Linked DNA regions of Mus musculus: regions 2 and 3 are each linked to region 1. Evidence: chromatin contacts called from ENCODE Hi-C or POLR2A ChIA-PET data. All regions are on one chromosome and are shown on one strand. The core of a region is the stretch at or near the end of the contact, and the rest is flanking DNA. Distances in the headings are between cores, read along the strand shown. Region 1 holds the start of Sf3b4 (splicing factor 3b, subunit 4). Region 2 holds the start of H2ac18 (H2A clustered histone 18). Region 3 holds the start of H2bc18 (H2B clustered histone 18).

Region 1 (4,401 bases), core at 1,869-4,368:
TGTTCCAGGTGTAGGACAGGGACACAAACTGGTTTAACCAACCTTGTTTAAAATTTTTGAGTTTGTGCACATTTATGCGTGTGACCGTGACCGTGTATATGTCATAGTCCTGTGGAGGTCAGAGGTCAACCTCAGGCATCAGTACTCACCTTCCACCTACTGAGACAGAGTCCCTGTTGCTTGTCTGCTGCTTACTCCAGGCTGGCTGGACCAGGAACTTCTAGGGATTCTTCTGTCTCTTCCCCCCCAGCATCCTGTAGTAGCACTGAAACGGCAGGCCCTGAGCTATGTGTCTGGCTTTGTGTAGGTTCCGGGAAGTCAAACTCAGGTCCTCAGTCTCAATGGCAAGTGCTTTTATCCACAAAACCAATCCTGAGCTCAAAGCACCCATCACCCGTTTCTTTGTTTCCTCTATTTAGTTCAACTCGTACACACAAGTTTACACCCCTGAGTACTCCCAGCCCCTAGCTGGAAGCTCTGCTAACTTACATCTGTCTGTCTGGGACTGGGATTTACGCTACAGCAAGGAACAGATATCACAGTTCCTTAATCCTGGCTACGATCCGGAGCATTGCCCAGACAGCAGGTTCTCTAGACAGCAGGTAAGATACCTACACTTCAACTCCCTTGACTCTCTCAGGTTCCCACTACTAGATGAGAATGACAGGATATCCGAGTCCCTCAGAGAAAGACACCACTATCTTTTATAGCTGTCACTTGCAGCCAGCCTTCAGCAAGACAGTTGTTCTAGAATAGCAGACAATGTTCTTTTGATATTCATTTTGGTTCATGTCCATATATTATACGTTTCTCTAAAATCAACCCAGTAAGCCCAAAACCCTAGTCTGCTGAGGAGAAGGGAGGTCAGAGGGAGGGGGCCGCAGTTTGTCACTGGAACAATGAGTCAGGGGCAGCTAGGTATCCCTTCCCACTTCTCAGTTGTCTGTTGACTTCTTCTCTTTTAGCAAAGCCTCATGGTTCCTGGACCCCCTAGTTCTATGTGGCTGTTCTCTAGAGGGACCCTGACCCCACTGAATCAGCTCTGTCCTTGGCAAGACAGCTCCTCCTTGCTGGCAGTCTCTTCTCATTGGCTCCCTCGACCTGCCAGATCCTCCGAAAGCCTAGCTGACCAGGAATGGGGGCTCCCCTCACATTGGGGAGCTTGCCCTTTACCTCCCGGGCTACTGCTGCCTGGATATCTGGGACCACAGATCAGGTTCTGGAAACGCTGTTACCTGAGGGGCAGGCCTGAGGTCCAGGTGAGAAGGGAAGACAGACTGGATGGGGGAGAATGAGCTGGAAAGGCAAAGGGCTGGAGGAACTGGGGAGTAGCATTGCATTTTTCAAACTGGGCCCACTTGGGATAGGAGATGGTGAGAAAACTGCCTGTGGCTTGGATCATGTAGAATCTAGAGCACTGTTAGAAGGGAAAGATCACTTAAGACTCTAGAAGTACCAAGGATCTTAGTAGAAAAATAGCCGGGTAGTTGTGGCGCATACCTTTTAATCCTAGATCTCAGGAGGCAGAGGCAAGTGGATCTCTGAGTTTGAGCTAGTTCCAGAACAGACAGGGCTACACAGAGAAACCCAACTGGAAAAACAAAACAAACAAAACAAAAAACAGAAAAGGGGGAAAAAAAAGGAACCAGGAAGCAAGCCCTGTAACAGTCTTCCTCTGTGCGCTTTGCCCCTCCCCAGATGGGCTCCTCAGCTCTCACAGTCTCTGCCCTTCAGGATGAGCTTTCTCACCTTCAGGAACTGTTAAGACAATGGACACCAAGAATATCTCCCGAGGACCAGAGCAAGAAAAGAGATCCGAATACCATCCTCTCTCAGATCTGCTGAAACTGTTTGTTAGCGTCGTTCTCAGAGGCAGGGCAGGGGTCTCTGCTCATCTTCCTGTCTGACCTTGACGCCTCAGCTTTGGCATTCCAGTCTGCAGAGTTCACTTAGAAGGCCCGTTTCTGTAGCAGATGGTGGCGCTACCAACCTAAAGGTCTCCCGATTTGTTTGATTTCTGGGGCTATTTTCATTTCTTGTGATTTGAAAACTAAGAAACAAGACCAGTTCAGAATGTGATTGCCCCTTTTCCCAGGCAATTCTGTACCTTTTGGATGGCCGTCAAAACTGTGACATGAGAGACCCTTTTCATCAGTCCCAACAATGATGTCCTAGAGACCTCATTCGCAACCTCTCTACACTACTTTGAAATCTTTTCTTAGTCTTCTGTGGGAACGAGGTGAATAAGGGAGAAACCGTCTCCTCCCACTGTATATTTTCATAGCAGCGTTTCTATTTAAGGAGTTCATTAAAGCACAGTATTTCTACACATTGCTGGTATTTTCTTGTGTTGAATGAAGATCTCAGCAAAGCCGTGGGGGTGGAGGGGAGGGTGTGAACTGAGAAAAACACCCAAATTATTGTAAGGAAATAAAGGATCCAAGTCAGGCGTGGCCTGGAAGAAATACACATAAAATATGGGGGAAGGGGTCCGCACACCTTTTTTGAGACATGGTCTCTATGTGTCTATTAGGCCAGCTGGAACTCTGTTTTTTGAGACAGGTTTTCTGTGTGGCCATGGCTGTCCTGGAACTCGTTCTGTAGACCTGGCTGGCCTTTAACTCAAGAGATCCATGTCTGCTCCTTAAAGCTTCGATACCAGCCCGCAACCCAACCCGGTTTCGTGTCCCAGATTTCCCAAGATAAGCGGAGATTTGACACTTAGGGGAAAACAAAATACCTCAGGCTCAAGTCTAGGCCGAGGGCGAGTCTGCACGAGCGTCGTGGACCTCACTAAATAATAGGTCGCTCCAGAAGGCAGTCCTGGCCCTGCACTTAGGACACAACTCTGCGTCACAGAACGTACAAAGCCTGGTTTTGCACTTGAATGTGCGTTTGGGGAGCCGTGTGAGCCTCTAACAGTCTGGAAGCATCCGGGGCTTTAGTTAACTGTGTCGAGACGGGCTGAGCACATCCGTTCCGCCCCGACTACAGCAGCAGCCCTAGAGCGCCTTTCCCTTCCGAAAGACAAGACTCCGACCCCTAAGATGGCCGCGATCGCTTCCGGCTCCTCCCCCCCCCCCCGGCGCCGGCCCCGCCCAACGTGAGCCTTGGCCCGGAAGTGGAAGTTGTAACTGAGGTCAGGGGGCGGTGCTGCTGCTTAGAGACGGCGGGAGCCCCTTCGCCATGGCTGCCGGACCGATCTCCGAACGGAATCAGGGTAATTGGGAGAGAAGAGCCCAAGATAGGAGCAGGGAAGTGGAGGGAAGATTAGTGCCGGAAGCGTTCCCCCTGGGGTGGTAGACGAGATCCCCCCCGGTGGGACACCGACCTCTGGGCACCTGGCTGGCCGCGAGGCCGGGTGCAGGCCGAGGCCTGTGAGAAGCGATGCTTCTAGATCAGCTCCCTCCACCAAGAAGACAAAAGCCTCCCGGGAGTACCGGACCAGCAAGAATGCCAAATTAGACGTAGCAGATTTTCTAGATGATGGTGGCAGAGGGAATTTCAGGGCTTTAGGCGACGGTTTTTGGTTTTTGTCTTCTTTTTCACTGCCGACTCCTCATCGCCTGCTTCTTCCCTTTAGATGCCACGGTGTACGTGGGCGGTCTGGACGAGAAAGTGAGTGAGCCGCTGCTGTGGGAGCTCTTTCTCCAGGCAGGGCCAGTGGTCAACACCCACATGCCCAAGGACAGAGTCACTGGCCAGCACCAGGGTGAGTAGGGTACGGGGCAGGAATCAGCCCTGGAGAGGGTTAACCGGCCCCGAAGAGGCTCAGCCGCTAGGCACAGCGCCTTTGGAATGAGCAACCTAAAGATTGCTTTCTCCTTCAGCTTCAATTCCCAGTTTCTGGAATATTTTCTCTTAGCTCTAGTTTCTGGAACCATTCTCAACCATTCTCTGTGTAGTCCTGGCTGTCCTAGATCTTGCTCTGTAGACCAGGCTGGTCACGATCTTTGAGCTCCACCTGCCTCTGCTACGAAGTGGTGGCATTAAAAGCACGTGCACGTGCAGTCGCCCAGCTATTATCTATTATGTTCTTTGTGTTTGAAGGCTGGGGAGTTAATGTTTCATTTTGAGTCTCTTCCCCTGAATGATGGGTTTTTTTTGTTTGTTTGTTTTTTGTTTTGTTTTGTTTTTTTCATTGATTCCCCAGGCTATGGCTTTGTTGAATTCCTGAGCGAGGAAGATGCCGACTATGCCATTAAGATTATGAACATGATCAAACTCTATGGAAAGCCAATACGGGTGAACAAGGCCTCAGCTCACAACAAAAACCTGGATGTGGGAGCCAACATTTTCATTGGAAATCTGGACCCAGAAATTGATGAAAAGCTGCTTTACGATACTTTCAGCGCCTTTGGAGTCATCCTACAGACCCCCAAGATCATGCGGGACCCTGAC
Region 2 (4,292 bases), core at 247-2,746, 73 kb after region 1:
CTGACTCTCACTTGTACTCTAGGGAGTGGCCCTGACCTCGTGGGTAACGGCCCTCATTTGCTATGATGCAAGTGAAAGGTAAAACAGTAACTTCACTCTGCCTTTAGCCAAAGGAGACAGACATCAAGCGAAGACAGAGACACCACACTTACAGTCAGCTTTCAGCTAACCTATTTATGTTTTTCAGAAGAGCCTGCTTCTTTAGGGACAATGTTCCCGAAGCAGCTCAGTGTGGAGCCAAACCACTTCCATACCCTTGGGTAGATACTTGTTTAGGACGTTCCCTGGGAGTTAATTATACAAGAGTCTGGCTCAAGTGTATCTCTTTCTGTTTTTAGAAGCATGTGGTAACTTGGAGCAGAAATACCCAAGGTAGCCTGGGACCCAATCTGCAGGGATGAGAGAAGAGCATTGACACTATGGGAATAGCAATGTGACAGGGCCAAAGGAGAGGCAGAGCTGACTGAAGAGCAGCAAAGGCAGGTGGGAGACACTCAGGGAAACAGGGGGTGGGGGGAGTGAAACTAAGGCAAACAGAAAACAAGCAACAATGTCTGTGTGGCTAAACAATTCTGATTGAATTTCTGGTGTGGTGCTTAAGACCTCGTATATAACTAGGAAAGTACTGTGCCATTGACCTACATCCCAGAATATGCCAAACTACAATGAAATAACATACAAAGTGCCATTAAGACTTCAATCTTTAACAAGCTGTACGTAAATCCCTCTTAAATCTTGTGACCTGAAACAGGAAATTTAGTCACCGTATGTAAACTGAAAACTGCACTAAAAAATAACAAGATCCAAGTTAAGCAATTTCTGACCCAAAAGACAAGTTACTTCACAGACGCCTCCGATGCTGATACTTTAATAAATGGACTGCCTAATGCTTTCCTACATTCTGACAATATATTAACACTAATTTTATGTAACTCCCCTGCAAAGTCGAAAGATACCCCTACACTTAATACTCCTCATTCAAGGGCACATGTAACTTGAGTAGAAATGATTTCTAATGTCAATGGGAGGTAGAAGAGAAAAAAACAAAAAAACAAAAAACCCAGGAAGCAGCAGAGACACCGTGGGTGGTTTCATACAGGAAACAGGGTAAGGCTGCCTGGCTCTGCCGGGACGACTCGCCAGTTTGGGCACAAAGATGGAGCTGAGGAAAGAACTCACAGCCTGTGCCAGTCACCTACACCTGGTACACCATGCCCTGTGGCCAAGTTTACGCGTGCTACCGGCTCTATTCCTGTTAGCTTCCTCAGCAGGAGAAACAGCGAGCAGGCCCAGCCGCCCGGCGACCCGCGGAGTGTCGCAACGACGGCCGCACGCAAATGAAGCCACCGAGCACGCGCGTCGTGATTCGCGCGTTCCAGGGCGGCGCCGGGGCGAGGGAGCCGGTCTTATGTAAATGAGAGGCTTCTGTCCGCGCGCTCCTATTGGCCACGGCGTCAGGACGCGTGTGAGCCAATGAGAGCGTCGGGCGGACAATCGGGTCTGCGTCTATAAAAGAGTGAGGCGTCGGCGCCGGAGTACCGTTTCCTGGTTGTGGCCGTTCGTCTGTTTGCGCTTTCGTGATGTCCGGTCGTGGCAAGCAAGGAGGCAAGGCCCGCGCCAAGGCCAAGTCGCGGTCTTCCCGGGCCGGGCTACAGTTCCCGGTGGGGCGTGTGCACCGGCTGCTGCGCAAGGGCAACTACGCGGAGCGTGTGGGTGCCGGCGCGCCGGTATACATGGCGGCGGTGCTGGAGTACCTAACGGCCGAGATCCTGGAGCTGGCGGGCAACGCGGCCCGCGACAACAAGAAGACGCGCATCATCCCGCGCCACCTGCAGCTGGCCATCCGCAACGACGAGGAGCTCAACAAGCTGCTGGGCAAAGTGACGATCGCGCAGGGCGGCGTCCTGCCCAACATCCAGGCCGTGCTGCTGCCCAAGAAGACGGAGAGCCACCATAAGGCGAAGGGCAAGTGAGGCCACTGCTCGCGTCGGCCCGCGTCTCTGTGATATAACCCCCGCGAGCTCCTAAAAAGGCTCTTTTCAGAGCCACCCACTGAATCAGATAAAGAGTTGTGTCACGGTAGCCGGTCTTGGTGGCCTTTCCTGGCCCTGCCCCAAAAGTAAGAGTGTCGTGTCCTCTGCTTCCTTGCCCATCCTGCCCGTGGTTCCCCCTGGTAGTTTGTTGTCGCTCTTTGGTTCATGCCCTGCCTCGGCGGAGCGGATACGCGGTTCTCGCTGACCGTCCCAAGCATTTAGCCCCTATCTGCCCACACCCTTGTCCTACACAACACTGTCCCTCACTCAGCGTCCACCCGCCTGACCCTTCCCAGGACTAAGACTCAACTAGGACGTCTAGGCCAATCTAGACATAAGTCGCAGTCAGCCGCGCTCTCGTCCGGTCCTTGGGGAATGTCTAGGAGGAGGAGGTGTCCCGCGAGGACTGGACGCGGCCGGCTCTAGGGATCATGGGGGACTGGGGCTGGGACTGTGGCTGTGGCTGGGCGGTGCTGCACAAACACTAGATTAGTTCTGCCCTGGGACTTTGGGCGGCGGGCGGGGGCGCGCGAGCTCCTCTTGGGCAGAGCCGGGACCCGCCCTCTACGGGCAGCTGCCAGACGTGGCTCCACCCTCGCAGAACGTTGGCAAGTGGACCGGGCGCGGGGCTGGACGTGGGGGGCGGGGGGGGGCGGGTCAGGTGGCGTGGCGGGCCCGAGCCAATGGGCGAGGTCGGGGCCGGTGACGCCACGGCCAATGGCGCGGCAGCGCGGGAGTTTCAAGTCGCTGTCTCCGCCCCGCCGCGGGGAAGACTGCGCCTATAAAGGCGGCCGGCTCGGGCCGGTATCAGGTCCCCGAGTGCTCCTCGTTTGGGTGTCTTCCGTCTTCGCCATGGCCCGTACGAAGCAGACTGCCCGCAAGTCCACCGGCGGCAAGGCCCCGCGCAAGCAGCTGGCCACCAAGGCCGCCCGCAAGAGCGCCCCGGCCACGGGCGGCGTGAAGAAGCCGCACCGCTACCGGCCCGGCACCGTGGCGCTGCGGGAGATCCGGCGCTACCAGAAGTCGACCGAGCTGCTGATCCGCAAGCTGCCGTTCCAGCGCCTGGTGCGCGAGATCGCGCAGGACTTCAAGACGGACCTGCGCTTCCAGAGCTCGGCCGTCATGGCGCTGCAGGAGGCGAGCGAGGCCTACCTGGTGGGGCTGTTCGAGGACACCAACCTGTGCGCCATCCACGCCAAACGCGTCACCATCATGCCCAAGGACATCCAGTTGGCCCGCCGCATCCGTGGGGAGCGCGCTTAAGCGCCCTGTCTCCCATCCATTCCCCACAAAGGCTCTTTTCAGAGCCACCACAGCTTCCCGGAAAGAGCTATTCAGCTTTTTGTCTTAAATTGCCTTTGCATTCTTCTAGGTTTCTGCAGTGGCTGGTGCTTACTGTCCACCGAGCCTCTTTTAATAGTTGCCTATAGTCGCTTAAGAATGTGCTAATTTCGGGGGCAATTGCGAGCGCAGTGACTAAAATATCTTATCCAGGTGCTCAACCTCTGCATTCCTCTTCTAACATCAGTCTTAATTCGTTTTTCTTTTATCTTTTTCGTTCCCTTCTAATGTAATTTGACATGATAGAGCTTTTTCTTTTTTTAAAATGAGCACCTGGCTCATTGAAGCCAAGTGTCAGGCCTTGCAAGGCTACTTATATTGCCCTTTACAAATTAGTATACTTTATTGCTAACATGCGTTGCTTTTCTATGTTTTTGGAGTAGATGTTTACAGCCACCTTCCAATGTTTTGATAGTTTACTTGGGAGATCCTCGTGTTCATTACATTACAGGTTTTAAGTTTTAGCATTGAGTATCTTATCTGCCTGCTATCAGGTGAGTTACTCCATTCAAATTTAATTACTATGATGATGGTATGTAAGTCGTGTGTGTGTGTTAGAGGTACCACATAGTAAAAGGCTGACCTACAAACAACGTTCCTTTGGTTCCATTCTAATTGTCCTAATTTCAGATTATCCACTTTACTGATAGATAACTTTCCTTTCCCCCCTCTCATCTATTAGAAGTTCCTTGTCCTTTGCTCAAAACTCACAAATCACCAAATACTTTACAAATGCTTTTGAGTTGTATAACACTATTCTTCTGTCCAGACTCTTTCTTGCCTTAGTTAACACCCTCAACAACCCTGGTCTAAGATTACATGTTTAGCAAGGTTTCTCACTGTCACTAAGTAACAATCTAGAAGGAGAATCTTGAAAATCCATTTAAATTTTAAAAAATTTAGATTTATATGTATGAA
Region 3 (4,936 bases), core at 71-2,570, 97 kb after region 1:
AAGGGCAAGTTTGTTTCCAAAGAAACCTGTTAGAAGAGCACACTGCGTGAGAAACACTTTAAACACTGCATTTAGGAAAGTTACATCAACTGAAAAGCACTATCTTTTTAAAACCCTCTGCGGTTCATAAATACAGGAAGGAAAAGTATCAGGAGAGAAGGAATAGTGTAACCATCTTGAAACTCAGCAAATAGGATCGAATTCTACCCAATCAGACTGCAAGTCCAGAAACTCCTGCTTTCTGGGCCCAATCAAGACGAAGATAAGTCTATAAGTATGGCCACTTGGCGTCTGCAAGCCGAAGTCGCAAAAATATGGCCCGTACGAAGCAGACCGCCCGCAAGTCCACCGGCGGCAAGGCCCCGCGCAAGCAGCTGGCCACCAAGGCCGCCCGCAAGAGCGCCCCGGCCACGGGCGGCGTGAAGAAGCCGCACCGCTACCGGCCCGGCACCGTGGCGCTGCGGGAGATCCGGCGCTACCAGAAGTCGACCGAGCTGCTGATCCGCAAGCTGCCGTTCCAGCGCCTGGTGCGCGAGATCGCGCAGGACTTCAAGACGGACCTGCGCTTCCAGAGCTCGGCCGTCATGGCGCTGCAGGAGGCGAGCGAGGCCTACCTGGTGGGGCTGTTCGAGGACACCAACCTGTGCGCCATCCACGCCAAACGCGTCACCATCATGCCCAAGGACATCCAGTTGGCCCGCCGCATCCGTGGGGAGCGCGCTTAAGCGCCCTGTTTCCCTTCCATCCCCCACAAAGGCTCTTTTCAGAGCCACCTACGTTGTCGATGAAAGTAGCTGTGTCAGCTTTGCAAATTGATTTTCAGTGTTTCAAATACGCCCTCAAGTGTGTCAGGCCTAACAGTTACCAGTAATCACATTCCTTATCCCAGGTTTATTCCATTTAGAGCTGGTCTTGAGCTCACTACTCAAATATGGGCCAGTCCAAAAAAGGAGTTCTAATTAGGGTCTCAGAACTGTGAACCTGAAAAATAGCCCCAAAATTCCAAGCGTGATACCTAAGAGCGATAGTTAACTTATTTCAACCTGGTGTTTTAAGGATCTGTAAGCGAAGGGAACATAAAGAACAGCTGAGGCAAAACTGCCGCTCTCAATAACAGGCTAGCATGAAATGGAAGGCTGCGATTGGCTAGAAAGAATTTCCTCTAAGCACCACCAAGGCTCGCAACCAGAATCGGTTTGAGTAGGCTCCGCCTCCTTGACGCTGACTCTGCTGTAAATCAACCAATAAAAATGGAATACCGTGTGAAACCTCATTTGCATACAAGCTCTATAAGTACCGCATAGCAAGCCGCGCTGAAACAGTTCGTAGTTGCCCGGTCTACCTTACGTTGCATCTTTAGACGCGGAGGAAAATGCCGGATCCAGCGAAGTCTGCTCCTGCCCCAAAGAAGGGCTCTAAGAAAGCTGTCACGAAAGTGCAGAAGAAAGATGGCAAGAAGCGCAAGCGCAGCCGCAAGGAGAGCTATTCTGTTTACGTGTACAAGGTCCTGAAGCAAGTGCACCCCGACACGGGCATCTCATCTAAGGCTATGGGAATCATGAATTCCTTCGTGAACGATATCTTCGAGCGCATCGCAGGTGAGGCTTCCCGTCTGGCGCATTACAACAAGCGCTCGACCATCACTTCCCGGGAGATCCAGACAGCCGTGCGTCTGCTGCTGCCGGGAGAGTTGGCTAAACACGCTGTGTCGGAAGGCACCAAGGCCGTCACCAAGTACACCAGCTCCAAGTGAAGTGCAGCAGAGACGTGATTGATCGGCTTTACCCAAAAGGCTCTTTTCAGAGCCACTTTAGTTCTCAAAAAAAGACTGTAAGCACTAAGGGTCTGATCTAGCAGGTAAGGTTAAGCCATGATGAGTCTGTTACCCTGCAGCGCTCTGGTGCAACATCGAGCGTTTCAAAGTGTTGGGCGGTGTCTTGGCTTGCTCAGCCTGCTCTCTTATATAACCCAAGACTACCAGCCCAGAGATGGTCCCACCCACAAGGGGCCTTTCCCCCTTGATCACTAATTGAGAAAATGCCTTAGAGTTGAATCTCATGGAGGCATTTCCTCAACTGAAGCTCCTTTCTCTGTGATAACCCCAGCTGTGTCAAGTTGACACAAAACTAGCCAGTACAATTGACCCCTTGTCAACTTGACACACAAACACATCACTAGTAAGCCTCAACCCTTACATTCTTATTCATCCCCAAGGTCTAAATAACTTTAAAAGTCCCACAGTCTTTACATATTCTTAAAATTTCAATCTCTTTAAAATATCCATCTCTTTTAAAATCCGAAGTCTTTTTACAATTAAAAGTCTCTTAACTGTGGGCTCCACTAAAACAGTTTCTTCCTTCAAGAGGGAAACTATCAGGGCACAGTCACAATCAAAAGCAAAAGTCAATCTCCAACCGTCCAATGTCTGGGATCCAACTTACGATCTTCTGGGCTCCTCCAAGGCCTTGGGTCACTTCTCCAGCCATGCCCTTTGTAGCACACGCGTCATCCTCTAGGCTCCAGATGCCTGTACTCCACTGCTGCTGCTGCTGCTCTTGGTGGTCATCTCATGGTACTGGCATCTCCAAAACACGGCATGACCCCTTCAGTCCTGGGCCATCAATTGCAACTGAGGCTGCACTTTCACCAATGGCCTTCCATGGCCTCTCACAGTGCCAAGCCTCAGCTGCTCTGCTCAACTCCTTCATGCCTTCAAAACCAGTACCACCTGGGTGACCCTTACACATTACCAAGCCCAGCCACAGCACAAGGTACAACTTTGGCTATATCTGGAACAAAGCCACTGTGCTCTCAGAAAACACTTCCCAGAAGATGTCACCTCAATGATGCTGGTCTCTTCTTAATCACCGCTAATTTCTTAGCTCCAGCTAACCAGCATCAATAGTCCCAGTAATGCAAAGTTTTTGCTTTAGTAGTTCTGGTATCTTGTCAATCACAGCTGATTCTTCAGCCCCAGCTAACCAGAACTACAGAATCTTCACAATCAAAACAGCAATGGCCCTGAAAAGAGTCTTTAATTTTCCCTCTGAAATTTCACAAGCCAGGCCTCCATCTTCTGCACTGTTCTCAACATTATCTTCCAAGCTCCTACACAACATCCGACAGAGCTCTTAACAAACTTTCCAAGCCCAACGTTCCAAAGTCCATCCACAGTCCTCCCCAAAACATGGTCAGGTTGTCACAGGAATACCCCACTCTGCTGGTACCAATTTGTCTTAGTCAGGGTTTCTATTCCTGCATAAACATCATGACCAAGAAGCAAGTTGGGGAGGAAAGGGTTTATTCAGCTTACACTTCCATACTGCTGTTAATCACCAAGGAAGTCAGGACTGGAACTCAAGCAGGTCAGAAAGCAGGAGCCGATGCAGAGGCCATGGAGGGATGTTCTTTACTGGCTTGCCTCTCTTGGCTTGCTCAGCCTGCTCTCTTATATAACCCAAGACTACCAGCCCAGAGATGGTCCCACCCACAAGGGGCCTTTCCCCCTTGATCACTAATTGAGAAAATGCCTTAGAGTTGAATCTCATGGAGGCATTTCCTCAACTGAAGCTCCTTTCTCTGTGATAACCCCAGCTGTGTCAAGTTGACACAAAACTAGCCAGTACAATTGACCCCTTGTCAACTTGACACACAAACACATCACTAGTAAGCCTCAACCCTTACATTCTTATTCATCCCCAAGGTCTAAATAACTTTAAAAGTCCCACAGTCTTTACATATTCTTAAAATTTCAATCTCTTTAAAATATCCATCTCTTTTAAAATCCGAAGTCTTTTTACAATTAAAAGTCTCTTAACTGTGGGCTCCACTAAAACAGTTTCTTCCTTCAAGAGGGAAACTATCAGGGCACAGTCACAATCAAAAGCAAAAGTCAATCTCCAACCGTCCAATGTCTGGGATCCAACTTACGATCTTCTGGGCTCCTCCAAGGCCTTGGGTCACTTCTCCAGCCATGCCCTTTGTAGCACACGCGTCATCCTCTAGGCTCCAGATGCCTGTACTCCACTGCTGCTGCTGCTGCTCTTGGTGGTCATCTCATGGTACTGGCATCTCCAAAACACGGCATGACCCCTTCAGTCCTGGGCCATCAATTGCAACTGAGGCTGCACTTTCACCAATGGCCTTCCATGGCCTCTCACAGTGCCAAGCCTCAGCTGCTCTGCTCAACTCCTTCATGCCTTCAAAACCAGTACCACCTGGGTGACCCTTACACATTACCAAGCCCAGCCACAGCACAAGGTACAACTTTGGCTATATCTGGAACAAAGCCACTGTGCTCTCAGAAAACACTTCCCAGAAGATGTCACCTCAATGATGCTGGTCTCTTCTTAATCACCGCTAATTTCTTAGCTCCAGCTAACCAGCATCAATAGTCCCAGTAATGCAAAGTTTTTGCTTTAGTAGTTCTGGTATCTTGTCAATCACAGCTGATTCTTCAGCCCCAGCTAACCAGAACTACAGAATCTTCACAATCAAAACAGCAATGGCCCTGAAAAGAGTCTTTAATTTTCCCTCTGAAATTTCACAAGCCAGGCCTCCATCTTCTGCACTGTTCTCAACATTATCTTCCAAGCTCCTACACAACATCCGACAGAGCTCTTAACAAACTTTCCAAGCCCAACGTTCCAAAGTCCATCCACAGTCCTCCCCAAAACATGGTCAGGTTGTCACAGGAATACCCCACTCTGCTGGTACCAATTTGTCTTAGTCAGGGTTTCTATTCCTGCATAAACATCATGACCAAGAAGCAAGTTGGGGAGGAAAGGGTTTATTCAGCTTACACTTCCATACTGCTGTTAATCACCAAGGAAGTCAGGACTGGAACTCAAGCAGGTCAGAAAGCAGGAGCCGATGCAGAGGCCATGGAGGGATGTTCTTTACTGGCTTGCCTCTCTTGGCTTGCTCAGCCTGCTCT

The links. A loop is a pair of places that touch in the nucleus more often than their neighbours do. ChIA-PET counts read pairs that join two places held with the same protein, here RNA polymerase II (POLR2A).
Region 2: POLR2A ChIA-PET joins it to region 1 with 13 read pairs in Patski. The contact joins the promoter of H2ac18 here to the promoter of Sf3b4 in region 1. A Hi-C loop is called at or near these places in 1 of 37 maps with a recorded cell type or tissue (T-helper 1 cell). POLR2A ChIA-PET finds 5 or more read pairs at or near these places in 4 of 5 experiments (Patski and embryonic stem cell).
Region 3: POLR2A ChIA-PET joins it to region 1 with 19 read pairs in Patski. The contact joins the promoter of H2bc18 here to the promoter of Sf3b4 in region 1. POLR2A ChIA-PET finds 5 or more read pairs at or near these places in 4 of 5 experiments (Patski and embryonic stem cell).

The regions. Positions count from the first base shown.
Region 1 is chr3:96,169,388-96,173,788 of GRCm38, forward strand. Sf3b4 (splicing factor 3b, subunit 4) reads left to right here and starts at 3,119. Exons shown (of 6, transcript NM_153053.4): 1 at 3,119-3,220; 2 at 3,584-3,712; 3 at 4,154-4,401. The coding sequence starts at 3,187. Mtmr11 (myotubularin related protein 11) reads left to right here. Exons shown (of 17, transcript NM_181409.3): 15 at 420-602; 16 at 966-1,259; 17 at 1,699-2,331. The coding sequence ends at 1,845.
Region 2 is chr3:96,244,001-96,248,292 of GRCm38, forward strand. It overlaps H2ac18 (H2A clustered histone 18), which reads left to right and starts at 1,497. Exons shown (of 1, transcript NM_013549.2): 1 at 1,497-2,052. The coding sequence starts at 1,581. The coding sequence ends at 1,973. It overlaps H3c14 (H3 clustered histone 14), which reads left to right and starts at 2,685. Exons shown (of 1, transcript NM_178216.3): 1 at 2,685-3,348. The coding sequence starts at 2,886. The coding sequence ends at 3,296.
Region 3 is chr3:96,268,380-96,273,315 of GRCm38, forward strand. It overlaps H2bc18 (H2B clustered histone 18), which reads left to right and starts at 1,321. Exons shown (of 1, transcript NM_175666.3): 1 at 1,321-1,813. The coding sequence starts at 1,373. The coding sequence ends at 1,753. H3c13 (H3 clustered histone 13) reads left to right here and starts at 275. Exons shown (of 1, transcript NM_178215.2): 1 at 275-776. The coding sequence starts at 315. The coding sequence ends at 725.